2 separate regions of the Homo sapiens genome follow, and region 2 is linked to region 1. A link is an interaction called in ENCODE POLR2A ChIA-PET data of the cell type or tissue named here. Cell type or tissue: PC-9. All regions are shown on one strand. Each heading gives the region's core, and the rest is flanking DNA. Links, peaks and the distances in the headings are about the cores only. Region 1 holds the start of MAFG (MAF bZIP transcription factor G). Region 2 holds the start of PDE6G (phosphodiesterase 6G).

What was found. ChIA-PET counts read pairs that join two places held together with the same protein. Peaks named below come from ENCODE experiments on the same cell type or tissue, not always from the same donor. Only the 100,000 strongest peaks of a DNase experiment are listed, where the experiment ranks them.
Region 2: POLR2A ChIA-PET joins it to region 1 with 16 read pairs; 3 of 35 experiments call an interaction of 5 or more read pairs at or near these places.

What each region holds. Positions count from the first base shown.
Region 1 is chr17:81,921,610-81,931,754 of GRCh38, reverse strand. MAFG (MAF bZIP transcription factor G) reads left to right here and starts at 4,020. Exons shown (of 3, transcript NM_002359.4): 1 at 4,020-4,227; 2 at 8,541-8,605; 3 at 8,698-10,145. The coding sequence starts at 8,570. The coding sequence ends at 9,150. It overlaps MAFG-AS1 (MAFG antisense RNA 1), which reads right to left and starts at 8,856. Exons shown (of 3, transcript NR_186500.1): 1 at 8,523-8,856; 2 at 7,541-7,676; 3 at 7,244-7,336. MILIP (MYC inducible lncRNA inactivating p53) reads right to left here and starts at 3,926. Exons shown (of 2, transcript NR_015454.1): 1 at 3,310-3,926; 2 at 1,002-2,279. RefSeq lists silencers at 3,427-3,946, 4,097-4,186, 4,567-4,616 and enhancers at 5,397-5,486, 5,994-6,949, 7,647-8,846. In PC-9, for the core only: a CTCF peak has its summit at 3,496; DNase peaks (open chromatin) are centred at 3,944, 5,184, 7,694 and 8,264; H3K4me3 peaks cover 5,773 bases; H3K27ac peaks cover 4,035 bases.
Region 2 is chr17:81,646,756-81,663,216 of GRCh38, reverse strand. It overlaps PDE6G (phosphodiesterase 6G), which reads left to right and starts at 6,675. Exons shown (of 4, transcript NM_002602.4): 1 at 6,675-6,724; 2 at 9,853-10,057; 3 at 11,532-11,572; 4 at 12,067-12,758. The coding sequence starts at 9,912. The coding sequence ends at 12,143. TSPAN10 (tetraspanin 10) reads right to left here. Exons shown (of 4, transcript NM_001290212.2): 4 at 14,468-15,316. The coding sequence ends at 14,923. In PC-9, for the core only: no CTCF peak of the experiment used is centred there; DNase peaks (open chromatin) are centred at 3,456 and 4,016; H3K4me3 peaks cover 1,038 bases; H3K27ac peaks cover 1,764 bases.

The sequences.
Region 1 (10,145 bases), core at 1,549-9,548:
CGAGTACCCACCACACCCAGGCACAAAGGGGACGGTAGGTGGGGTGAGTCCCTGCTGTCTGGCTGAGATCTGGCAGTGCAGGAGCTAAGCGGGGGACACAGATGGACGGTGCTGGGCCGGGAGTCCCTGCAGGCTCCCCTGAAGGCCCCCTCCTGTATGGGTGGATGTGGGCATCAGGGCGGGTGGGGAATGCCCTTGTGTCAGGGCTGTGAGCAATAGAATAACCCCCTGCCCCAGCAAAGCGCCTGGCAGTGCTGGGAGACCCTGGCAACTCCTCCCACCTGGGCAGAGGTGCCCCCAGAAGAGATTGTCCCACAGGCCACACGCCTGTCCCAGGACCAAAGCTGCCCCGACCATTCCCCTCAAAGCCAGTTTCCCTGCTAGCGCCCATTCTCAGGTGCTGACGCAGAGCAAGACGAGGGGCGCGGGGCTGCCAAAGGTGCTTCTGGTCCGGGGACACAAGGGAAGCCAGCAGGCGACGCGGGTTTCAAGTGAGGCAGACTGGTCTTGGGCTCCAGAGGAAGCACAGGGAGGTGAGGAGGTGTGTGGGGGGCTGCAGACGGGCTTTGCAAGGAGGCGTTTGCTTCAGCAGGCGGGCCCTAGGAGCTTTCCCACTGTGGGTTCCTGATTAAGCAGAGGCCAGAGGCAGGTAGAGCCAGAGTCCACAGGAGGCTCCTGACGTGCGTGAGAAGTCTGGGGAGGTAGGTGAGGCAGGCTGTGGGGAGGTGGACACCCAGGAAGCCACAGAGCGTGAGGACGGGCCCACCCCAAGTAGCAACATGTTTTATGTGGGCCTCAGCAGGTCAAGGAGGGAGATGGTGCCGGGGGCCAAGGACCCAAGGATCCTGCCAAGAAGCGTCGAAACGCTGCCAGGCAGAGGAACCCTACAGGGGGCCCCTGGGGGCTGGCCAGATGGTGCTTTCCCTGCTCCTGTCACCAGCAGCTCTGACACCTCTCAGTCCTGGAAAGCCCCCTCCAAAAATGAAGCGGTTTGGAGTGAGTCCCCAGCAGGCCAGGTGGGCCCTGGAGGAGGAGCTGCCCGCCTCTGCTTGGCTCAGCTTCTGCCCCCATTTATTTTTCATTTTCCTTTTTTTTTAGAGAGGTTCTCTGTCGCCCAGGCTGGAGTGCAGTGGTATGATCACAGCTCACTGCAGCCTGCAACCCCTGGGCACAAGCAATCCTCCCACGTCAGCCTCCTGAATAGCTGGGACAACAGGTGTGCACCACCATGCCCAGCTTTTTTTTTTTTTTTTTCTTGTAGCGATAGGGTCTCTATGTTACCAATGCTGGTCTCAAACTCCCGGGCTCAAGCGATTCTCCCACTGCCTCCCAAAGTGCTGGGATTATAGGCTTGAGACACTGCACCCGGCCTGCCGCAGTTTCTTGGTTGGAATTGCCCTGACTCCAGCTTGCCAGCTGGGGCCCTTGCCCTGCCCAATTCTGCCACGCCTCTTCAGTGCCCGGCTGACCCCTGTCCATGGTACTTGTGCAGGACAGGCTCAGACTCTGGAACCAGTGGGTCAGCAGCCCCTGGCCAGGCAGAGATGGGCAATGTCCACCCTGGGAGGGCCCTGCCTGGAGACCAGGGAGAGCAGGGCTGGACTGGACCCGTCTGGGTGTGGACGCTAGCACCTCCCTCCCGGCAGCATCTGGCTGAGATCTGCTGCTCTCAGGAGGAACCGATGGGGTCTTAAGGTCAGTCCCACAGAAGCTGCAGCCTGGGGCGGGAGGATGCCGGGGAAGTGCCTGCGGGGCTCAGTCCCACAGAAGGTGCAGCCTGGGGCGGGAGGATGCCGGGGAGGTGCCTGCGGGGCTCAGTCCCACAGAAGCTGCAGCCTGGGGCGGGAGGGTGCCCGGGAGGTGCCTGCGGGGGCCAGTCCCACAGAAGGTGCAGCCTGGGGCGGGAGGATGCCCGGGAGGTGCCTGCGGGAGGAGGCATCCAGCTGTGACGGGAAGTGAGCTCCTGGAGGTGCAGAGAAGTCCAAACAGGGAGCCAGGCCTCAAGGCCGCACTTAAAGCCGGTCGTGGAGATGAGTGTGCGGAGTGAGAGGGATGCTTGGAAACCTGTGGGCCTCTCTCGCAGTATCCCTCTCAGTACAGTAGCCTTTCGCGGTTCTGGTGGCCTCATGGTTTGGCCCAAGCATGGCTGCACCACTGTGTCCAGGGACAAGTGTCCTGGGCTCTCCGTGGGGAGCTGGCCAGGAGCCGCTGGGGAGGTGAGGAGATCTTCGTGCAGAGCCAGTGCCAGCCCTCACTGACCACGGAACACCTTCAGCTCTCTAGGAGGACAGGGAGACAGGTCCTAGGGGTTTGGCTTGGGCTGTTTCCACGTGGCACCTCCCCTCCCTCGATACTCTTTCTACAAGCCACCGTATGCTACTCTGCAGGTGCCTGGGACCCCACCCACCCCAAGAAGATTCTGGGGTGAGGGGCAGCAAAGGAGCCTGGGCAGCTCCCTGAGTGTCCTCCCCAGCCCGTCCTGCCCATCTCTATGACAGTGCCCAGGGAGGGGAGGACTGAGGCTCCTTCCCAGGAGAAGACAGCACCGCAGTGAGGACGATTCATAAATCCGTTCCAAATTCGCGCGGAGGTGCAAATGAGAGCGGGCTCGACCCTGTGAGGAGGAGTTGGGGTGTGGGAGTGAGTGGGGACAGCCTGGTGAGCGTCTGCCCGCGGGGTGGGGGCTGCCAGCCCCAGGGCCAATCACCCCTGGCTCCTGACGGCACCGTGGCTCCAGCTCCCGCTGTGTGGCACGGAGGGCGGGTCCTGAGGAGACTCGGGGGCCCGCCAGGTCCCCGCTGTGTGGACCTAGCCCTCACCGCCCAGCAATGCACGACTTCACCCTCCCGCGGAGCAGGATGCCCAGCGGCTCAGGGCGCCCTCCCCTCGCCAGCCCAGTGTGGTGTGGTAGGATGAGGACGCGAGCAGGGAGGAGAGGCAGGAGACGGAGCTGCACTCCTGGCCTCAGGGCCCCGTGTGCTGTTTTGTACACTAAGGTTGAGGCCTCGGAAGCCACGCCAGGACCATATCATGCCCCTAGAGCCTGTGAGACTCGGGCTGTGTCCAGAGCAGGGGGAGCAGGTCCCCGACGACTAAGGACACCACCGTAAGAACCACACGCAGCCCCACAGCGCACACGGCGACAACGTGCTGTGGGGCTCGGAGGAGTTCCTGGGGTCTGGCAGGGACAGGCGGAGGGACGCTTCTGAGCCTTACACCTCACGGCTTCGGGACTTTGGGGCCGGCCTGTTCATGGACGGAGCCCAGGAGGACCCCACAGCCCGTCCCCGCCCCTTCCTCCCCGCTCACCTGCTGGCGGGGCGGCCACCCTTCCCCTCCCAGGATTCACAGCTGCGAAGGGAAGAGGGTGGAGGAGAAAGTCCAGACACGGGATCCCCCGTTTATCTTCCTCCCGAGTCCTCGCCCCCTACCGCTGGGCATCTCCAACAAGCAGCGAAGTCTCCCCCGGGCGGAGCTCTGGGTACACGTGGCGCAGGAAGGGCCTGGGCAGCTCGGGGTCTGCTGCGCGGGCGGGGATCGCCCCTCGCTGCTGGGAGCTGCCAGGCCGTCCCCGCCCCGCGCCGCTCCGGGACCCCCGAGTTGGAATCGCGGGGCCCCGGCGGCGCCGTCCTGACGCAAGAGCGCCTCTGCCTGGCAGGGCCCAGGCCGGCACTCGAGGGGGCGCACGCAGAGCCTGCCCTAGGCTGAGCACTCGAGCTGGAAAACGCCGCCGGCGTCCGCGAGCTTGGACAGGGGCCCTGGACGGCGGGCGCAGGAGCCAGGCGAGGCAGGCTCCGGCTGCAGGACGCCGGGGGCTGGGGGTGGAGACCTGGCGCTTTGGCCGTGCGCCCAGGCCCGCCCGTGAGACCCCGCCAGGCGCTAGAGCAGCCAGTGTTGCCAGGGACGACGGCGCGCGGGTTGCGCATGCGCAGTTTGCCCTCCCGCCGCCGCGCCTTCCCCTTTAAGCGCCGGCCGGCCGCGTCGCCGCTTCATGAATGGAGCCCACGTGACCAAACATCATGTGACGTCTGTGGAGCGGCGGCGGCGGCGGCGGATCCCGAGCCTGGTCCGGCCCGGCCTTCCCAGTGCGCTCGGCCCGGCCCGCGCAGGCGGCGAGTCCTCCGAGCCCCGGGCCCGGACCCCTCGCGCCGGTCCCTGCCCCGCGCGGCCTCGGAGCGCGCGCGGCCCCGCCCCGCCCCGGCCTCGGCCCGCCGGGCCCGCAGTGTGGTGAGTGCGGCTGCGGCGGCGGGCCCGGGCGGTGGGGGCGGCGCGGCGGGGGCGGCGGGGGCCGAGGGGGCGCGCAGGCAGGGCTCCTCCCGGAGCTAGGCGGGCGGTTGGGGGCCCGGCGGCGGGGGCCGCTGGTTTCGGGTCTGCCGCGCACCCTGCTGGCGGCCCGTGCCTCGATTTCCCCAGCGGTCAGGAGCCAGCTCCTCCTGCCCCTGGCGCCCGGGTACTGGAGGTGGGCCGCGGGCGGCGGCGGACCCGCGGAGCCGGGCGAGTGCGGAGCGGACTCGGAGACCCGGGCGTCCTGGAGGGAGGGGCACTGGACGGCGGGAGGAAAGGGTGGGGTCGAGCGAGGCGCCCGGGGGTCCGCGCCAGGGCCCGGCGGCCCGGCCCGCAGCTGCTGATTCATCCGGTGGCCGCGTCAGCTCTCCCCGGCGCGGGGGTCCGCGGCGAGCCCGGGAGGAGGGGCGGCGATGGGGGTGCTGCGGGGAAGACCCTGCCCCTGGCTGGGGCTCGGGTTCCGTCAGTCGCGTGCCAGAGCCCGGAGGGAGACTTGCTGAGTCATCAGCGTGAGGTCACTCGGTGCTCAAGCTGATACCGGAGGGGATTCGAGCGAGGGGCCTCGGGGACTAAAAGGCCGCCAGCGGGAGGTGGGAGGGAGCCGTGGGGATGTGGGAGGGGGCCAGGCCCGGCGCCTTGGGGTGCCTGTTTAAGTGAGCGCCGAGCGATCCAGTTGAAGGCAGGGGTGCTTGAAGAGGAAGTGGGGGTGGCTCGCTGCAGGTGTTCTCCCGGGGTCAAAGGTGAAGCCCCGGGCGGTCCACCCCTTCCCAGGCGGCTCTTTTCCGGCAGCTGGTCCTGGTCCCAAGTCTGGAGCAGTTTTCCAAACTGGGAAATAGTTCCCTGAGTGAGGGAGGGGAGGAGCTTCGGTGGGCCGAGCTAGCCAAAGGGGAAGTCGGCTTTCCCTGGGACTGGCCTGGTTGGACAGCCCCTGGCCAGAGATCGAGGTCCTGGGAGAAAGAGGGGTGTGTGTACCAAGCCCTGGGTGACAGTGGGCTGGGCAGGGAGGAAGCAGGGGCAGCTCTACCAGGAAACGGCAAAGGGGAGGAAGCAGCCCAGCCTCTCTCCCCAGTTGGCCCTGGAGTCTGGGTTGAGACTGTAGGTGGTGGGAGCTTCAGGGTGCCTAGCCTTGGGGTGCAGCAGATGGGCTGGTGTGGATGGCACAGGGTGGCAGAACGCAGCACCCAGCCACCCTAAAGTTGTCGCTACCTGAAGTGGGGTCTCAGCGTTGTGTGAAGTTAGCAAAGGGAGTGGCCCTGTTGGGTGTCTGGCCTGGCAGCCCAGGACGCTTAGAAAGTGGCAGCTTGGGAGTGATGTGGCCAGAGCCACCTTTCCTTGGGTATGTGGAGATTCACGAAGGTTGACTTCCTTTGCCCAGGAGTTCATTTCATGGCTGGGTTAGGCTACTTTGTGGTTTGCCCTCAGGGATGCCCCCCGCCCCCCGCCACACACACACACACACACACACACACACACAGGTCCATTCTCAGTGAGCACCCCCCACACATACACACAGAACACAGGTCCACTCTCAGTGAGCCCCGGGGCTTATAGATTCCAGATGTTTCAATGTTTTAGCTGACCGTTGGCCTGGAGTTTGATGCCCTGGGAAAATTTTGGGGTCCTGGAGGGACATTTATGTACATCTTTTTTTTTTTTTTTTTTTGAGACGGAGTCTCACTCTTTTGCCCAGGCTGGAGTGCAGTGGCGCGATCTCAGCTCACTGCAAGCTCTGCCTCCCAGGTTCACGCCGTTCTCCTGCCTCAGCCTCCCGAGTAGCTGGGACTACAGGCGCCCACCACGACGCCCGGCTATTTTTTTGTATTTTTAGTAGAGACGGGGTTTCACCGTGTTAGCCAGGATGGTCTCGATCTCCTGACCTCGTAATCCACCCACCTCGGCCTCCCAAAGTGTTGGGATTACAGGTGTGAGCCACCGCGCGGCCCATTTATGTACATCTTCTCAGTCACTTATGCATCAGTGGAAACTAAGTTTTAGGTTCTGTTCAAAGAGTGACTTTCAGGAGCTGAGAGCTTATGGAGCAGAGGCCATGACTGCCGGGGAGTTTCGGCCGCTGGGCTTTGCAGCCAGGTGGGGCTGTCTGTGTTCAGGCACGGGAGTTTCTACTTTAGCCAAAGGAGACGGAGCTCCCAAATCTCCCTCCCTTTCCTGGCTCTCAGTGTGAATGGGTGGCCTAGGTACCCTCGCAGGTTGCGGAGCCGTGACCATCTGTGCCTCCTGCGTGAGGTGGGCTTATTAGCCTCTGGGAGCAGAGGGTGCATGACAGGCCCCAGCTCTGCCCAGCCTTGAGGGCTGGAGGAGGGCGGGGGCAGCTTCTCCTCAGTCCAGCTCCTGGGATCCCTGCATGGTCCCTCTCAGCCCAGGTCCAGAGGCCAGGCCAGGAGCCTGGAACGCACTGGCTGTGCTCAGGGCTGCCCCTCCCCCACCCCCCGGCGCACCTTTGATAGGAGGCGATGGCTTGCACTTGTGCTGAGTTCAGGCCTTCTGCGGAGGGCAAAATCTGTCGAGGAGGCACTTTTCCGTGTGATCTCTTCAGGAAGTCACCACTGTCATTGTGCTTAGCAGCAGGGGTGGGGGCGATGGGGGTGGGAGAAGCTGGTGCCAGGGCAGTGTCTCTGCACCCTGACTTGCACTCAAGGCTGGGGGGCCCCTCCATGCTTGGCTGAGGGCCTGTCTCCTGGGGCAGTGTTGTGCCGGACGTGTAGGAAAGGGCTCCTGTGGGCCTTCTGACCTCCAGCTCAGGTCTTCCCCATCCTTTATCTGGAAGAATCCAGTGGCTGGAGCCTCGGGACCTTGCCTCTGAGCTGGCTTGGCTGTGGGGAGGGGTCTCTGGCCTCCCCTCCCTGCTCTGTGCTTGCAGCCTCACCTCCTGGTCCCAGGCTGGGTGAGGTGGAGTCTTGAGCCTGGTGAGGATGTGTGCATCCGCCTGGCCACACTTCAGCTCCCCTGATGAGAGTAAGAAGCCCCCCAGCCCATAATTTCCTGAAGTGATCCTAGCTCCTCTGGAGGAGTCTCCCATCTGTCTGCATCAAACCTGGAAAGTGGGGGATGGAGCATGAGGCGGGGGTCCATGCCCAAGGGTCTGGTGGGAGCTGGGCTGAGCTGGGAATCCCAGAAACATCCTTAGCAAGAAAGTGAGAGCAGAGTGCTGGAGGGACCCCGAGTGGGGAAGAGTTGGTTGTTAAGTCCGGCCACCCCAGCACTTTTGTTTTTGCTCCCTGGCCCTGTGGGCACTCACCCGGGGCAGGGACCAGAGAGCAGGCTGCAGCTCGGAGGGGCTGACTCCGCCAGCCTTCACGTTGGGCAGGCCCGGGGTGGCTCACTGTGGGAGCCCTTGTGAAATACCCTGGATGGGGTGGGGCAGGGGCTGCTTCCTGCAACCCAAAGCCACAGGATGGTTACTCCATCAGTGGAGGAGGCCGACTGGGAGGTCTAGAGGGGCCTCGGGCCAGGCTCCTCCCAGCTGATGGCCTGCCACCTGGAAGGTGGGGGAACTCCCTGGTCAGTCCTGCCAACAGACCAGAGCTAGATGGACGGCCCACCCCCAGCTTTTCAAAGTTAGGAGGCTGGGAGACTCGGGGTTCCCTGTAGCCTCCTCTCTGGCCAGGTCCCCCGTGGGGCCCCTGTGCACCCAGGGAGCAGGGGGCTTTGTCCGAGGCCGGCTCAGGGGAGGTGGCTGTAGAAGGTAGGACCCTGGAAGATGCACACACAGGGTCACTGGCTGGCCCTCACCTGCTATTGGCCAGGCTGGGGGCTGCGGCTCTCGTGGGGCGCTGTTGGCTGGCGGGCCAGGGAGTGCGGGCGCGGCGGGGAGGCAGAGGCAATGTGCTGAGTCAGCGTGACTCGCCAGGAACAGCCGCGCTCTGGGCAGTGCCGGGGTTATTTTTAAAGCTCCCGGCTTCCTTCTAGGCCTGCCTCTCCCGCGTCTTATTCCTTCTAATCTCTCCCCTGCCCCTTGTCTTGCGCCTGCCTTCCTAACAGCCTTCAGTTCCCCTTCTCCCGTCAGACCTTCCTGACCTCCCACCTGGTTCTCTAGGGGCAGGGTGGACAGGAAGCAGCTCAGCCCAGCCTGGGAGAGGCCAAGGGCTGCCTCCTATCAGGTATTGGGGGCTGGGCACCTGGACAGCAGGCTGGGGCGGGCTGTGCGGCAAGGGCTCTTGTGAACTGGGCCGGGGGCGGGGGGGGGGGGGTGCGGCGAGGGTGGTCTCCAGGGTACTGACCTGCTCCGTGTCTTGCAGAGAGCGCCTGCTCGCTGTGCCCCCGGGTTATGACGACCCCCAATAAAGGAAACAAGGCCTTGAAGGTGAGTGGGCAGGGACAGGAGCCTGTGGGCTGGGGTCGGGGGGCACAGTGGGCGTGCCCGCTTGGCCTGTGACCACCTGCACTGTGCCCCAGGTGAAGCGGGAGCCGGGTGAGAATGGCACCAGCCTGACGGATGAGGAGCTGGTGACCATGTCGGTGCGGGAGCTGAACCAGCACCTGCGGGGCCTGTCCAAGGAGGAGATCGTCCAGCTGAAGCAGCGCCGGCGCACGCTCAAGAACCGCGGCTACGCTGCCAGCTGCCGCGTGAAGCGGGTGACGCAGAAGGAGGAGCTGGAGAAGCAGAAGGCGGAGCTGCAGCAGGAGGTGGAGAAGCTGGCCTCAGAGAACGCCAGCATGAAGCTGGAGCTCGACGCGCTGCGCTCCAAGTACGAGGCGCTGCAGACCTTCGCCCGGACGGTGGCCCGCAGCCCCGTGGCGCCAGCCCGGGGCCCCCTTGCCGCCGGCCTGGGGCCCCTCGTCCCAGGCAAGGTGGCCGCCACCAGCGTCATCACAATAGTAAAGTCCAAGACGGATGCCCGATCGTAGGGACGCGCGTCTGCCCAGGCGGGTCTTTGCGGGGCCACTAGGCACATGGCGAATTTGGCTGCCCTGTCCCTCTGTTTCCTTCTCTTCTCTTTCCTCCCTCTCTTCCCCACCCTTCTCTCTTCCCTGCAAAGCACAACCTGTACCCCAGGGGCGCCGGGCTGAGCCCCTTTGATCTCGTCATTGTCGTCGTGTGTTTTGTATGTTGGGATTGGTCAGTTCGGCGGTGACGTGGGGTCGCCCCAACCCCTTTTGTACCAGGGCCATGCAGGCTTGGAGTCCAGAGTTGGTGCTGTGGGAACGGACTAGAGAGAGTTGCGGGAGAGAGAAGGAGCAGGCACGCTGGGCCTCGCGTGTCCCCGAGCAGTGAGGGTCCCAGTGTTCCCTCCACTCCCGAGTGGCCACAGGCTCGCGGGCTGGGAAGGATTCACTCTCTTTAGCCCCAGGGGAGCAGCTCAGCTTAGCCCAGCATGAAGAGATGGGCTCTGCTCTGAGAGTAGGGCGGGCTTGAAGGCCCTGATGGGTGGACCACCAGCCTGGGCGCAGTGGTGCTGGGGGCGTGCAGCTGGGCCCAGGGGCTGTGCACTCAGGCCTGACCCGTTGCACTGAACAAGACCAAATCTCTGGTTGTGCGCTTAACGTGAGGGTGGGTCCAGTGTGCCCTGCGATGGGTCCCGTGTCACTGTTTACATGACCTATTTGTGTGGTTATATAGCCCTTTATTTAAAAGAGAGAAGTTCCTTTTACAAAGTTATTAAATTAATTATATGTTTAAAAGTTAAAGAAAAAAGAGCTGCAGAGTATTTATAAAACTGTCTTTTAGAAAAAAAACAAGCAAGAAGACCATTTGACCATATGAATGGAAAAGGGAAGAAAGTATAATAGAAACTTTGCTAGTTAAAAAAAAAAGAAAAAAAAAGAAAAAAAATCCCTTTCTTGTAAACTTACGGACACCTCTTTGTGGCTGTTGGAGTTTAGTTTTTATATACACAGAGTTA
Region 2 (16,461 bases), core at 1-8,000, 270 kb after region 1:
GTACAGGATGTGGGATTTGCAACCTTATGTGGTCCTCCCTGCTCACCTAAGATGTAATCTACAGCTACCCTATTATCTAAGACAACCTGAGCCGGTGAATGAATTCCTCTCTGCTGGGCGGCCTTGCCGACGCACTTTTCTCAGCAAGAATTCCCGAAGTAAGATTCCTCATCCTGTGCTCGTGGGATGCCACTCCCCACCAAGTCGCCCAAAGACCCAGGTCCATATTTTTGGTACCCAGGATCCCCAAAGCAAGTCCGCGGACTGCTTAGTTCTGTAGCCTCCGCCTCCTGGGTTCAAAGCCATTCTCCTGCCTCAGCCACACAAGTAGCTGGGACTACAGGCGCGTGCCACCACATCCAGCTAATTTTTTGTATTTTTACTAGAGACGGGGTTTCGCCATATCACCCAGCTGGTCTTGAACTCCTAGGCTCAGGTAATCCACTTGCCTCGGCCCTGTAAAGTGCTGGGATTGCAGGCATGAGCCACTGTGCCCGGCCAACTGCTTAGTTTTCATGAGTTGTTTAGTTAGTGAGAGCTATAAACCAAAAGTATCTGAGACAGGCCTCAATGAATCTACTTACTGATTTATTTGAGATGAAGTTTTGCTCTGTGGCCCAGGCTGCAGTGCAGTGGCGCGATCTCGGCTCACCACAACCTCCACCTCGCGGGTTCAAGCGATTCTCCTGCCTCAGTCTCCCAAGTAGCTGGGACTACAGGCGTGCCCCACAGCGTCTGGCTAATTTTTATATTTTTAGTAGAGACGTGGTTTTGCCATGTTGGTCAGGCAGGTCTCCAACTCCTGACCTCAAGCCATCTGCCCACCTCAGCCTCCTGAAGTGCTAGGATTACAGGTGTGAGCCACCATGCCTGGCCAATTTATTTATTTTTTATTTCAATACTTTTTGGGGAACAGGCAGGTTTTGGTTACAGGGATGAGTTCTTTAGTGGTCAATAAGTTTGGAAAGGTTATTTTGCGAAGGTTGACGACATGCCTGTGACAGCCTCAGGAGGTCCTGGCAACATGTGCCCAACGTGGACACATGTTGCTTTTATACTTTTTAGGGAGACATAATACATCAATCAATACCTATCATATGTACATTGGTTTGGTCAGGAAAGGAGGGACAACTTGAAGGGAGGGGGCTTCCAGGTCATAGGTAGATTTAAAGATTTTCTTTTTTTTGAGACAGAGTCTCGCCCTGTCACCCAGGTTGGAGTGTAGTGGTGCGATCTTGGCTCACTGCAACCTCTGCCTCCCGGGATTAAGTGATTCTCCTGCCTCAACCTCCCGAGTACCTAGGATTACAGGCACCTGCCACCATGCCCGGCTGATTTTTTTTTTTTTTTTTTTTTTTGAGACAGAGTCTCACTCTGTCGCAGGCTGGAGTGCAGTGGCGCAATCTCGGGCTCACTGCAACCTCTGCCGCCCAGGTTCAAGCGATTCTCCTGCCTCAGTCTCCCAAGTAGCTGGGATTACAGGCACCCACCACCACGCATGGCTAATTTTTGTAGTTTCAGTAGCAACGGGCTTTCACCATCTTGGCCAGGGTTGGTCTTGAACTCCTGACCTTGTGATTCACCCGCCTCAGCCTCCCAAAGTGCTGGGATTACAGGCGTGAGCCACTGCACCCGGCATGCCTGGCTAATTTTCGTATTTTTAGTAGAGACGGGGTTTCACCATATTGGCCAGGCTGGTCCCGAACTCCTGACCTCAGGTGATCCACCCACCTCTGCCTTCCAAAGTGCTGGGATTACAGGCATGAGCCACTGTGCCTGGCTGGCTTTCAGGCTTTTTGTCTTTGGCTTGAAGGTGGGGTTTCACTGGGGACCTGCCCGTATCTGCCTAGGCATTCGACTGCCTCCTGCCACCATCAGGCATAGCTCACTGCAGCCTCAACCGCCAAGGCTGAAGTGATCTTCCCATCTTAGCCTACCAAGTAGCTGGGACTACAGGCAAGTGCCACCATGCCCGGTTCATTGTTTTTTGTCTGTGTCTGTATGTGGAGATGGGGGTCTTCCTACGTTGCCCAAGTTGGTCGTAAACTCCTGGGCTCCTGCCTTGGCCTCCAAAGTGCTGTGATTACAGGTATGAGCTACCATGCCCAGCCTACAAAACAATTTTTAAAAACTTAGCTGGGCATGGTGGTGTGTGCCTGTAATCCCACCTACTTGGGAGGCTGAGGCAGGAGGATCACTTGGGCCAGGAAGTCAAGACGGAAGTAAGTCATGATTGCCTCACTACACTCCAGCCTGGGTGGCAGAGACCCCTGTCTCTAAAAACAAAACAATCACACACACAATCATATTCATAGTTCAACATGAGCACTTGAAGTAATTAAAGACCCCAGGGCAGCACACAGAATCTGCTTAGCCTGTAGATAGAGAACACAAGAAAAGCCATGGCAAAAAACTACGTATGTCCGGCCGGGCACGGCAGCTCACGCCTGTAATCCTAGCACTGTGGGAGTCTGAGACGGGCGGATCACTTGAGTCTAGGAGTTTGAGACCACCCTGGGCAACATAGTGAGACTCTATCTTTACAAAAAATACAAAAATTAGCCGGGTGTGGTGGTGAGCACCTGTAGTCCCAGCTACTCAGGAGGCTGATGTGGCAGGATTGCTTGAGCCTGAGGAGGTCAAGGCTGCAGTGAGTTTGTTTGTTCTCAAAAAACAAACAAAAAACAGTTTATAGTCTTTATACACAGCCGCTTTGGGAAAGCTCCATTCCTTAACTTGTGCTTGTCTTGGTCTTCCTGTGTGTAGTTACTGCTGTAGAAAAGTATTAATAGCTTCATTTTTTTGTTTTGAGACAGAGTCTCTGTCGCCCAGGCTAGAGAGCAATGGCACAATCTCTGCTCACTGCAACCTCCACTTACCGAGTTCAAAAAATTCTCCTGCCTCAGCCTCCCCAGTAGCTAGGATTAAGGCACCTGCCACCACGCCTGGCTAATTTTTTGTATTTTTAGTAGAGACAGGGTTTCGCCATGTTGGCCAAGCTGGTGTCGAACACCTGGCCTCAGCTGATCCACCTGCCTCAGCCTCCCAAAGTGCTGGATTACAGGTGTGAGCCACCGTGCCCAGCCTAATAGTCTCATTTTGTTTCTTTTCTTTTTTTCTTTTCTTTTTTTGAGATGAAGTTTCGCTCTTGTTGCCCAGGCTGAAGTGCAATGGCACGATCTTGGCTCACTGCAACCTCTGCCTGCTGGGTTCAATCGATTCTCCTGCCTCAGCCTCCTGAGTAGCTGGGATTACAAGCATGCACCACCACGCCCGGCTAATTTTGTATTTTTGTAGAGACAGGTCTTCTCCATGTTGGTCAGGCTGGTCTCCAACTCCTGACCTCAGGTGATCCGCCCACCTTGGCCTCCCAAAGTTCTGGGATTACAGACGTGAGCCAATGTGCCCGGCCTAATAGTTTCATTTCATGTAAACATAAGTAACTTCCAAGCAATTACGTAGAGGGCTAAAATTGTACCTGGTATTTAAGTCATCAGAACCGGTTCTGCAAGTGACTGTGTTTTGCATTATTGTGAAGATATGAAAATGTGGTGAACGACAATTTAAAGAGTGTTCCACATCACCGTTTAATTTCTTTTTTATTATTTATTTATTTTTGAGATGAAGTCTTCCTCTGTCGCCCAGGTTGGAGTGCAGTGGCGCCATCTCAGCTCACTGCAACCTCCGCCTCCCGGGTTTAAATGATTCTCCTGCCGCAGCCTCCCTGGCAGCTGGGACTACAGGCGCCCGCCACCACGCCCCACTAATTTTTTTAGTTTTAGTAGAGATGGGGTTTCACTATATTGCCCAGGCCGGTCTCAAACTCCTGACCTCAGGTGGTCCAGCCACCTCGTCCTCCAAAAGTACAGGGATGAGCCACCATGCCTGGCCTATTTTACTATTTCAGAGTTGAGGTCTCGCTCTGTCACCCAGGTTAAAGTGCAATGGTACAATAATAGCTCTCTGCAGCCTTGAATTCCTGCAGCCACCGATATTTCACTTCTGCATTCCAGCCTAGGTGACAGAGCCAGATCCTGTCTCTCAAAAAAAAAAAAAAAAAAAAAAGATATGGATTGCAATCTTGTTTCCTCTGGGGCTGAGTGAGGGATTGAGCCATGTGGGACAAGAGGTTTTTGACTTGTTCCATTTATTGCAGCATAACTTGAATCCAGCCGTCCTTTCTGGACTAGTGATTTTTGCCAGTCTCATGGCTAGAGTTTTACAATCAAGGCTATAGGGTCTTTGTTTAGGTCTATTTGGAGCTTTATGTATTTTCATGTGATTGTCTTTGTATATTGTCTGTGATACATGATACCAAAAAAGGAGTACTCATACATTTTATTTTATTTTACTATTTATATTTTTATTATTATTTTTTGAGACAGAGTCTCACTGTTGCCCAGGCTGGAGTGCAGTGGTGCAATCTCAGCTCACTGCAACCTCCACCTCCTGGGTTCAAGCGATTCTCCTGCCTCAGCCTCCTGAGTAACTGGGACTACAGGTGCATGCCACCACGCCCAGCTAATTTTTGTATTTTTAGTAGAGACAGGGTTTCACCATGTTGGCCAGGCTGGTCTTGAACTCCTGATCTCAAGTAATCCACCTGCCTCGGCCTCCCAAAGTGCTGAGATTACAGGCGTGAGCCACCATGCCCGTCCAGGTTTTATTTTTAATTTTTCAAAATTTTCATATTTCTTCAGAGATAGGGTCTCTCTCTGTCCCCCAGGCTGGAGTGGTTTGACCATGGCTCACTGCAGCCTCGAGCTCCTAGGCTCAAGGGATCCTCCTGCCTCAGCCTCCCAAGTAGCTGGGTCTATAGAAGTGAGCCACTGTGGCCAGGCACGGTGGCTCACACCTGTAATCCCAGCACTTCGGGAGGCCAAAGTGGGCAGATCACGAGGTCAGGAGATTGAGACCATCCTGGCTAACATGGTGAAACCCTGTCTCTACTAAAAATATTAAAAATTAGCTGGGCGTGGTGGTGGGAGCCTGTAATCCCAGCTACTCAGGAGGCCGAGGCAGGAGAATCACTTGAACTCAGGAGGCAGAGGTTGCAGTGAGCCGAGATCAGGCCACTGCACTCCAGCCTGGGCAACAGAGCGAGACTCAGTCTCAAAAATGAAATAATAAAATAAGAAGTGAGCCACTGCACCTAGCTAATTTTTTCTATTTTTTGTAGAGATGGGGGGGTCTCACTATGTTGTCCAGGCTGGTCTTGAACTCCTGGCCTCAAGTGATCCTCCTGCCTCAGCCTCCCAAAGCGCTGTTTGAGAGCCACTGCTCCCGGCCGAGTTATGGGTTTTTATTTATTTATTTATTTATTTATTTATTCATTTGAAACAGAATCTCGCTCTGTCGCCCAGGCTCTAGTGCGGTGGCGCGATCTCGGCTCACTGCAAGCTCCGCCTCCCGGGTTCACGCCATTCTCCTGCCTCAGCCTCCCAAGTAGCTGGGATTACAGGTACATGCCACCACGCCCGGCTAATTTTTTTGTATTTTTAGTAGAGTCGGGGTTTCACCATGTTAGCAAGGATGGTCTCGATCTCCTGACCTTGTGATCCACCTGCCTCAGCCTCCCAAAGTGCTGGGATTACAGGCATGAGCCACCACACCAGGCCTGAGTTATGGGTTTTTAAAGGTGCAGAGGCAGAGGTCACAGGCAAGTCATAAATCAGTACATGGAGGTTGTACACTGGTTTTGCCATAAATAGCAAGGAGATCTTGAAGCCAGGGACCACGGGTCATAGGTGGATTCAAAGGTTTTCTGATTTGGTGCAGAAGCGAATCTTTGTCTAAAACTTTGGGATCCGCAGGAAAGAATGTTAGCTCTGGGTTGTGGGCATGGCCTCCTCCAGGCCCCTCAGGATGGGCATAGCCTCCTCCAGGCCCCTCAGGAAGAAATTTAGGTAAGAGAAGGGTGGTCAGAGGCCAGTCCTCAGCTCCCGCTCATGTGAGGTCTGTGTGCCAGCACGCCCCTTTGGTGGGAGTCCCTGTTTCTGGAAAACAACTGAGGAGCACCTGCTAAGATGGCATGGTTTGCTTCTGTGGAGACTCTCGGGACTCTGGCTTCCATCTGTTGTTCTAAGCTCCTGTGACCTTCTTGTGACCTTCCTGTGGATCGGCTGCTCATTTCCTTCTCTGGGCTGGCTGGGGGCCTGGCTTGCCCTTGAAGGAACTCAACATTGTCCTTGCTTCTGTGCTTGGGAAGACCCACAGGCCCCTAAGGGCGGGGGGGGGTCCTTGTTTGGTTTCAGGAGCAGCAGGTGCAAAGGCCCTGGGGTGGGAGGGGTGAGATGTGAGGCCACAGCAGCGGGTGAGGGCCAGGCTGCAGAGGGTTTTGGGGACCATGAAGGTGGGCCCTTCAGAGATCAGGCAGGGTCAGGAAAGGCAGTAGGGAGGCCCAAGACAGCAGACACTGTGGTTGCTTCCATCTGGAAGATGGGCAGCTGCAGGAGCCTGGCTGTTCAGGGTCACACTTCTCTCCCTGTCCCGGCCCCATCTGCTGGGTGTCCTTCCTTGGAGCCCTTGACAGCACCTGAGCCCCTCCTCTCCATCCCCTGAACCTTGGTGGTTGTGCCCCCCCTCGGGGCCCAACAATCTCATTAGGGTGGCACTGAGACGCCTAATCAGCTCATGAAGCAGCGAGATAAAGGCCGGGGCTGGCACCCTGCGGAGGGAGGCCCAGCACTCACAGCACAGCCCCCTGAGACCCGCCCTGCACTTGGTGAGTAGTGGCCAACCCCGCTGTCTTTCCTGGCAGCCACTTCCCCCAGTGAGTCAGTGGGGGTCTGCTCATCACCCAAGGGGCAGAGGGAGCTGACAGGCTTTTACCACCGTGGCTGAGGTCTGGGTCTGCAGATGCCTACCCGCCACCCTGTTATTCAGAGGGGACTCCCAGCCAACCTCCTCCTCTGCTCCCCCATGGTAACCAGTGCTTCCACCATCCCCAGGCCAGTGATGGTCTGGGAACCTCAGGCCACGTGGGCTCAGCTGACCTGAGTGGACGCCAGTCACAGGCTGGGTCGGGCCAGGGCAGCGCAGGCAGCGGTTTCCACATGGATGGCATCTGATGGTTGGAGCTCCATCAGGGCCCAGAGCTGCCCAGGACAGCCCATGTCCCAGGGCTGGAGAAGCAGCTGGACGGGGCCTGTGCTATCTAGGATATGAGGATTGGGTGCCATGGGATCTGAGCAGCTGGGACCACCGGGCTCCTGAGTGCTGGTTTTGCACAGGCTGGTGCTGGTCCCAGTCCCGGGGACAGAGGCTGAACCTTAGTGAGGGAAGGTGCCATGGCAGGGTCCACCCCAATCCCAGGTGCCCAGCACCCCTTGCAGAGCCCGCGTCCCCAAAATGGGCCACCTGCCCTTGCTTTCTGATCACTCTCACGCCTGAAGCTCGGCAAACAGCTGGTAGTAGCCCAGGGCTGGAGTCAGGAATCCCAGCCAAAAAGACCAGGGGCAGGAAAGGGGACCCCAAGAGGTGGTCCCTGGGGCATCCAGTGCGGGCAAGCAGCCCCTCCTGTCTGTGTCATGTGCCTCCTTCCAGAACTTTCCGGCAGCATGTGCAGCTGACAGCAGCTCGATGGGAGATTAGGAATTCCCCTCTGCTGTTAATAGGCTTAGGGGAAGCTGAACTGCCCTTGGCCCAGGTCACTGGGGCTTAGGGCATCTGGGGAGAGGCTGTAGGGAGAGGAGGAGGAGAGGCCACCCTGTGCAGCAGTGCAGGGACACTGATCTCGTCCAGAGCGGCCGAGGCCCTTCAGCCACGCCACGCCACGCCAGGCGGGTGACCCTGCTCCCCGAGCTGACTCCAGACACAGAGAGGGCCTGGTGATTCCCCCAGCAGGGGGAACACATGCCCGGCACCCTCCGTCCCCAAGCCCCAGCTTGTCCCTCTATGAAGTGGGGTTGGGGAACGCAGGGCTTCACAGCTCAGCACCAAGTCTCTGAGACAGGCCCCTTTCCCAGGGGCGCCGTGCCTGGGGACCCTGCCCCCCATTTTGTGGGTCATTCTCCATCAGCACTGCGGGGTGCCCGTCATGGTGCTGAGGGGCTCAGGGATGCCTCCGTGAGTGGGTGAAGGGAACTGACAGCACCCCAACTGCAAAGCACAGACAAGAGGCAGAAAGCAATAAACCCATCAATAAGAATCAGAGGGGTTGGCCGGGCGCAGTGGCTCACGCCTGTAATCCCAGCACTTTGGGAGGCCAAGGTGGGTGGATCACGAGGTCAGGAGATCGAGACCATCCTGGCTAACATGGTGAAACTCCATCTCTACTAAAAAATACAAAAAAAAAAATAAATTAGCCGGGCGTGGTGTCGGGCGCCTGTAGTCCCAGCTACTGGGGAGGCTGAGGCAGGAGAATGACGTGAACCCAGGAGGTGGAGCTTGCAGTGAGCTGAGATCGTGCCACTGCACTCTAGCCTGGGCAACAGAGCGAGACTCCGTCTAAAAAAAAAAAAAAGGTGAGATTCCAGCCACAGCTCTGGAATAGGATCCTAGGGGGCTACTTTGGCAGGTATTAAAACTTTTTTAGGCCGGGCGCGGTGGCTCACGCCTGTAATCCCTGCACTTTGGGAGGCCGAGGCGGGTGGATCACAAGGTCAGGAGTTTGAGACCAGCCTGACCAAGATGGTGAAACCCCATCTGTACTAAAAACACAAAGAAAAATTAGCTGGGTGTGGTGGCGCATGCCTGTAATCTGAGCTACTCCGGAGGCTGAGGCAGGAGAATTACTTGAACCCGGGAGGCAGAAGTTGCAGTGAGCCAAGATCTCGCCACTGCACTCCAACCTGGGTGACAGAGCAAGACTCTGTCTCAAAAAAAAAAAAAAAAAAGAATCAGAGGGCAACAGCCCGGGAGACGCCCACCAGCCTGGAATCAGGGCTAACTCGACGCGTGATGAGAAGCGGCAAATCAGAACCTAAGGACACAGTGGCTGCAGGGCGGGGGTTCAGGGGAGACCTCCCTGAGCGGGAACTTGAGATGGAGGCAGCCCACTAACCATCAGGAAGGGCAGCTCAGAGGCAGGCTCCTCTGCTGGGCCTGGCAGGCCCATTCCCAGCAGGAGCCACAGAGGACTTTCATCAGAGTAGCAGCTGGGCCGGGTGCGGTGGCTCACGCCTGTAATACCAGCACTTTGGGAGGCTGAGGCGGGTGGATCATGAGGTCAGGAGTTCGAGACAACCTCGTCAACATGGTGAAACCCCGTCTCTACTAAAAATGCAAAAATGCAAAGATTAGCCGGGCATGGTGGCAGACGCCGGTAATCCCAGCTGCTGGGGAGGCTGAGGCAGGAGAATCACTTGAACCCGGGAGGCGGAGGTTGCAGTGAGCCGAGATAGTGCCACTGCACTCCAGCCCAGGCAACAAGAGCAAAACTCTGTCTCAAAAACAAAACAAAACAAAAAAAAACCCAGAGTAGCAGTTAAATGCCGACGGGAGTCACGCTTCCCTGGGGTGGGGAACGCAGGGGAAGGGGCAGGAAGTTGTCAGTGGTCACCCACAGGGAGGTGGTGAGGACTCCAGGCTCAGGACCTGCCACAGGTTGGGAGGCTAGGTTTGCTGTGGATTGTGGGCCGGGGCGAGGGAGGCCAGGACAGGGGGGAGTCCGGAGCTGTGTGTGGCCAGCGTTGCAGGGGGGCATCCACTAGGCAAGGGGAATGGGAGCGTGCGGGTGGACCCAAGCAAAGCTGGCAGGCTGGTTACCCCAGGGCGGATTGCAGGGGCTGCTGTCTGGATGACGCTGGAGCTGGCGGGGCTGGGTCTCAGCCCCTCCACCGGTGGGTTGAGACCCCCACAAGGGTTGGAAGCAGGAGGGCTGACTGGGACCCGGGCCTGGTCTGCCCCCAGACCGCAGCAGGAGGGAGTCCAGGAGCCAAGGTTGCCGCGGTGTCTCCGTCAGCCTCACCATGAACCTGGAACCGCCCAAGGCTGAGTTCCGGTCAGCCACCAGGGTGGCCGGGGGACCTGTCACCCCCAGGAAAGGGCCCCCTAAATTTAAGCAGCGACAGACCAGGCAGTTCAAGAGCAAGCCCCCAAAGAAAGGCGTTCAAGGGTAAGCAGAGCTGGGGGATGGGGCCTCTGAAAGGGAGGAGGCGGTCCTGAGGCTGCACAGGAAGGGGAGGGCGGGGCAGAGCCTGGGGCCACTTCACTGGGTGAGTGGTCCCAGCCTCACAGCTGGGGAAGGTAGGGCGGTGCCTGAGGGCCTGAGCAGGGATGGAGGAGGGGGAAGGGGAATTGGGGGCTCCTGTCACCCGCTCCAGATGCTACTGCCAACCATGCTTGAAAATACAGCCACTGCCGGCCAGGCGCGGTGGCTCAGCGCTTTGGGAGGCTGAGGTGGGCAGATCACCTGAGGTCGCGCCCGGCCTAAAAAAAAGTTTTAATACCTGCCAAAGTAGCCCCCTAGGATCGCGAGTTTGAGACCAGCCTGACAAACATGGAGAAACCTGTCTCTACTAAAAATACAAATTTAGCCAGGCGTGGTGGTGCACGCCTGTAATCCCAGCTACTCAGGAGGCTGAGGCAGGAGAATCGCTTGAATCCAGGAGGCAGAGGTTGTGGTGAGCTGAGATCGCGCCATTGCACTCCAGGCTGGGCAACAAGAAGAACAAAACTCCGTCTCAAAAAAACAAAACGGCCGGGGGCGGTGGCTCATGCCTGTAATCCCAGCACTTTGGGAGGCCGAGGCGGGCGGATCACGAGGTCAGGAGATCGAGACCATTCTGGCTAAGAAGGTGAAACCCTGTCTCTACTAAAAAATACAAAAAATTAGCCGGGCGTGGTGGCGGGCGCCTGTAGTCCCAGCTACTCGGGAGGCTGAGGCAGGAGAATGGTGTGAACCCGGGAGGCAGAGCTTGCGGTGAGCCGAGATCACGCCACTGCACTCCAGCCTGGGCGACAGAGTGAGACTCCGTCTCAAATAAATAAAAAAAATACAACCACTGCCACCCAGGGACAGCCATGGCACAATGCACCGAGGAGTGTCCACTCACACATGCGCACACACGGGCATCTCGCTCCCATCAGTGCACCGAGGAGTGTCCACTCACTCGTGTGCGCACACAGGCACCGCGCTCCCATCAACGCACCGAGGAGTGTCCACTCACACGTGTGCGCACACACGGGCATGACACTCTTATGCACAAACACGCTCACACCTCCACATATGCACGTGAGGCACACTCACAGACAAGCCACCTTCACAAATCTACACTCAGACCATGCACCAACCACGCACCCCCCCGTACTCCCCCAGGGCACGCACCTGCCCAGCATCCTGGGACTTGCACCTCCTTTTCTAGGCCTCAGCCCCATGATGCTCTGGGCAGCAGACTCACCCTGGGTCTGTGAGGGAAGCCTCCTCAGATGCGCCAAGCCCTGGGAGGTTGGGGAGGAGGCGGGTCTCTGCCCACTGGGCTCCCAGCCAAACACCTCATCTCCTAGGAAGGCTAGAGATGACCTCGGGCCTCAGGCTGACTGAGCCAGGACTGGGCCCGGCCATGTCCCTGAGTGCTCTGTCCTTGCAGGTTTGGGGACGACATCCCTGGAATGGAAGGCCTGGGAACAGGTATGACGGCTGCCAGTACCAACCCGAGGTCTGCCCAGGTCCCCCCAGGCACACCCAGCACGCCCGGGGCCCATTGCAGCCCACCTCGGCCCCCACCTCCCCTGCTTTTCACTTAGGGACCCCCAGCCTGTCCATCACTTCTTCCCCCAACACTGAGCTCCAGATCCACTGGATCTAGAGGGTGGGGCTGTCCCCATTTGGGACACTTGCACCAGGTGAGGGGAGGGGTTTGGGAAAGAACAGAACCCCTCGCTGCCTCCTCCCCCTTCAGCAAGCCCCACCCTCCTCTGGTTCCCTCCCCTGGACCTGCTGCACCCACCCTCCTTCCCCCACAGCCAGTGTGTCCCCAGAGGAGGGCCCCACTCCAGCGTCCGCACGTCCCCGCTCAGCACACTGTAGGGCTACACCTGGGCTGTGGGAAACAGGGCCACAGGGGATGGGGGGGTCCCTAGGCCGTGGGATCCTCTCTGATCCGTGGCCCGTTTCTCCCACAGACATCACAGTCATCTGCCCTTGGGAGGCCTTCAACCACCTGGAGCTGCACGAGCTGGCCCAATATGGCATCATCTAGCACGAGGCCCTGCTGAAGTCCAGACCCTCCCCCTCCTGCCCACTGTGCTCTAAACCCTGCTCAGGATTCCTGTTGAGGAGATGCCTCCCTAGCCCAGATGGCACCTGGACACCAGGATGGGACTGCAACCTCAGGTCTCCCCCTACATATTAATACCAGTCACCAGGAGCCCACCACCTCCCTCTAGGATGCCCCCTCAGGGGCTGGCCAGGCCCTGCTCAACATCTGGAGATACAGGCCCACCCCTCAGTCCTGCCCACAGAGAGGCTTGGTCGGTCTCCACTCCCAGGGAGAACGGGAAGTGGACCCCAGCCCGGGAGCCTGCTGGACCCCAGATCGTCCCCTCCTCCCAGCTGGAAAGCTAGGGCAGGTCTCCCCAGAGTGCTTCTGCACCCCAGCCCCCTGTCCTGCCTGTAAGGGGATACAGAGAAGCTCCCCGTCTCTGCATCCCTTCCCAGGGGGGTGCCCTTAGTTTGGACATGCTGGGTAGCAGGACTCCAGGGCGTGCACGGTGAGCAGATGAGGCCCCAAGCTCATCACACCAGGGGGCCATCCTTCTCAATACAGCCTGCCCTTGCAGTCCCTATTTCAAAATAAAATTAGTGTGTCCTTGCCTGTCTGTGGCATATTTGTGCATGGGACAGGGCCTGTGGTGGGGTCACTTGAGCCGGAGCACATGGGGGAAGGGGTGGGCAGTGGGGCAGGAGGGGCTGGCCTGCCTGAGTGGGAAGACAGCCCTTGGGCTCACACTCTCACTGAGCCTTGCTGGTGGCCCCAAGACACGCAATGTCAGGCCATGGCTGGGTCAAGGCAGAAGGCCTTGGTGCACACCCAGGGGCCATAGTCAATGAAGCATGCAGGTGGCTGGAACAGGCCACACAGAGAAGGTGAGACTGGACATGGCTTACACCACACGCCGTGAGGCCGGAGCTCCTACTCCCACCTCACAAGAGAGAAACTGAGGCACAGTGACACTAGCAACTCCCCCAGAGCACCCAGCCAGCTCGTCCTTAGACAGTGCCCACTAAAACTGGCTGTATCTGGGCACAGTGGCTCATGCCTATAATCTCAGCACTTTAGGAGGCCAAGGCGGGAGGATCACTGCAGTCCAGGAGTTCAAGACCAGCCTGGGCAACATAGCAAGACCCTGTCTGTATTTGAAAATAACAATAGGCTGGGTGCGGTGGCTCACGCCTATAATCCCAGCACTTTGGGAGGCTGAGGCAGGCAGATCACGAGGTCAGGAGATCGAGACCATCCTGGATAACGCGGTGAAACCCCGTCTCTACTAAAAATACAAAAAAAAAAAAAAAAAAAAATAGCCAGGCGTGGCGGCAGGCGCCTGTAGTCCCAGCTACTTGGGAAGCTGAGGCAGGAGAATGGCGTGAACCCAGGAGACGGAGTTTGCAGTGAGCCGAGATCGTGCCCCTGCACTCCAGCCTGGGTGACAGAGCGAGACTCCGTCTCAAAAAATAAAACAAACAAACAAACAAAAAAAAAGAAAATAACAATAATGAGGCTGGGCACCGTGGCTCACACCTGTAATCCCAGCACTTTGGGAGGCCAAAGTGGACAGATCATTTGAGCTCAGGAGTTCGAGACCAGCCTGACCAACATGGAGAAACTCTGTCTCTACTAAAAATACAAATTAGCCAGGCATGGTGGCCCATGCCTGTAATCCCAGCTACTTGGGACGCTAAGGCAGGACAATCACTTGAACCTGGGAGGCAGAGGTTGTGGTGAGCCAAGATCGTGCCATTGCCCTCCAGCCTGGGCAACAAGAGCGAAACTCCATCTCAAAAAATAAAAATAAAAAAAATACAAAAAATTGTCTGGGCGTGGTGGCGGGCCCCTGTAGTTCCAGCTACTCAGGAGGCTAAGGTGGGAGATTGCTTGAGCTAGGGAGGCGGAGGCTGCAGTGAGCTGAGACCCTGCCACTGCACTTCAGCCTGGGTGACAGAGCGAGACCCTGTCTCAAAAGAAAACAACAAAAACAAACATGCCCATTTGTAACCAAGATCCCACTCCTGACACCACATCCAGGGGAAGCAAGAGCTCTGCAAGCTGGCCCAGCAGCAGGGGCCCTCACAGTAGCCCCCTGTTCACATGGACCAGTCCATTCGCAGCAAGGGCCAGATCTGACTCCCCACAGACCCTCTGGGATTCCGCTTATGTGAAAGCCCGAAACAGGCCCCGCTGGCCCTGGCAATGTAGTCAGTGCAGGGCTGACTTGGGGTTGAGCGCGCCGCCAGGGGCTGGAACTCCCCGATCGGACCTGCGGTGGTTCACGGTCTTCGATGGGTAAGAATTCCCTACGCTGCCTCTGAAGATTGGTGTCTTTACTGTATGAATGATACACCCGAATAAAACATTTACTATCTCCCCAAAAATGCACTCGGGAGGGAGAGGCCTGGACCTTAGCTCCACCATCACGAGCCCAGAAGGGGTGGCGGCCCCAGGGGAGGGAGGTGCCAGGAGGTGGGAACTGTGCGGCTGGGGTGGGAGTGGGGGCTCGGAGGTGAGGGTCAGCTTCAGGATTTCCTCCGGCCCCGCGTGCTCCTCCCGCCAGTCCCGTGGCTTCGCCGGGCGCCCTGCGTTGGGGGCTGGCATGGGGGACGCGGAGCGAGCGAAGTGAGCGAGCTGGGTAGGTCCTGCGGCGAAGTCACCCGAAGCCCGAGCGAAATCAGGCGGCGGCGGCGGCGCAGGCCGCGCTTTTTAGCCGGGCGGAGGCGCCCCCTGTATCCCTGTGCGTGGCGGTCTCGGACCTCGGGGCGTGCGCTCAGCCCCGGGCGGGCTTGGCAGCGGGCGGGGCGCCGGGGCTGGGGCTCTGGGGGCCAGCGCGGTCCTCCCCGCGCGCTCCGGGGCCGTACGCCGCCCCCCTGCGGGCAGCGAGGGCCCCGAGTAGCCGGGCGGCCAGCAGGAGCTCCGCGCCCTGCAGCAGCACCACCGCGATTGCGTAGCCGCCCGAGGCAGCCAGGTTCGCGCGCAGCCACCGCCGGAGCGGCGGGCCGCAGCCCTCCAGGTACACCACTCTCTGAGCTGCGTCCGCATCCAGGCGCAGGACCCCGAAGCCGCACTGGTCGTTGACAGAGGCTCCATCTTCGCGGGGGTCGATGCAGCAGGAGGCGGGAAGGCTGCAGGCCTGCACCCCGGGGGAGCTGCAGTTAAAGTACCTGCAAGGCGCATGGAATCGTCAGTTCTGGCGGGGAGGGCCCGCTCTTCTGGGACCAGGCACAGAGGCGAATGTCGCCTACCCACCTTCACCCTTCCATGGCCACACAGGCACATGCACACACGTGCATACGCCCTCCTATTCGCACACACCTGCACACACGGACACACACAGCACCTGGCTCTCTATAACGTATCCCTGTGCACGGCAGTCCTCTGCGCTTGCAGGTAGGGGTGGTGGCTGTGTTGACTAGCAGGAGGATATTTAGTGAGACGGTTGAAGGGGGAACAGACAAGCATTGATAAGAGGACCTCCCTCCGCAGAGGCTGCTGAGCTCATTGAGAAGGTAGAGTTGGAGCAGGGGAGGGTGGATGGAACTCTGGCAGAGGCTTCTGGAATGGTCCACAGGTCTTACTGGGAAGAGCAAGGGCTTGAGAGGCAGTACCTGGCAGTGACAGAAAGCAGGGGTGGGGGAGGAGCTCCCAGGGTAGCTAGGGAGTGTTGATCTCATCACAGCCCAGGTCAGGCAGTCCCCAGGTGCCCTAGGCATCCACTGATGTCTGGGGCTCTGCACACGGGCCCAGCAGACCTGCAGGCTCATCCCCATGCCCTCTCCACTCTAGAAGAGTATGCCCCACTTAGGCAGGGGATGGGGACGAGGCCAGCAGCAGACGTGGCATCACGACACTCTAGGGGGACTGCCACCAACCCAGTCACACGTGGCCAAAAACCAACCTATGTGGTGCTTTGCAGAGTCTGGAAGGACCCGCCTGTTAGCCACTGCTGGGTCCCAATGGCCAGTTTTCAGGGTTGCCTATGACTTCATCTCTTGTGTTCAGCTGCTCCTGGATACATGCACCAAGAAGGCTTGGGAGACAGAGTGCATATCGTCTGTCCTGGGTGTGGCATGGAGAGTAGGTGCTGCTTGGGGTGTGCATGCACTGGGGATAGCTGATAAAACAGACAGCTACCCTCTTTACAGTGAGCCGAGATCGAGCCACTGCACTCCAGCCTGGGCGAGAGGGAGACTCCGTCTCAAAAAAACAAACAAACAAACCAACAAAAAGACAGCTACCCTTGAGCAGAATATAAGAAAATCCTGCACTGGATCCTAAATGCACGGCGTTTAATGACACTCACGGTGGA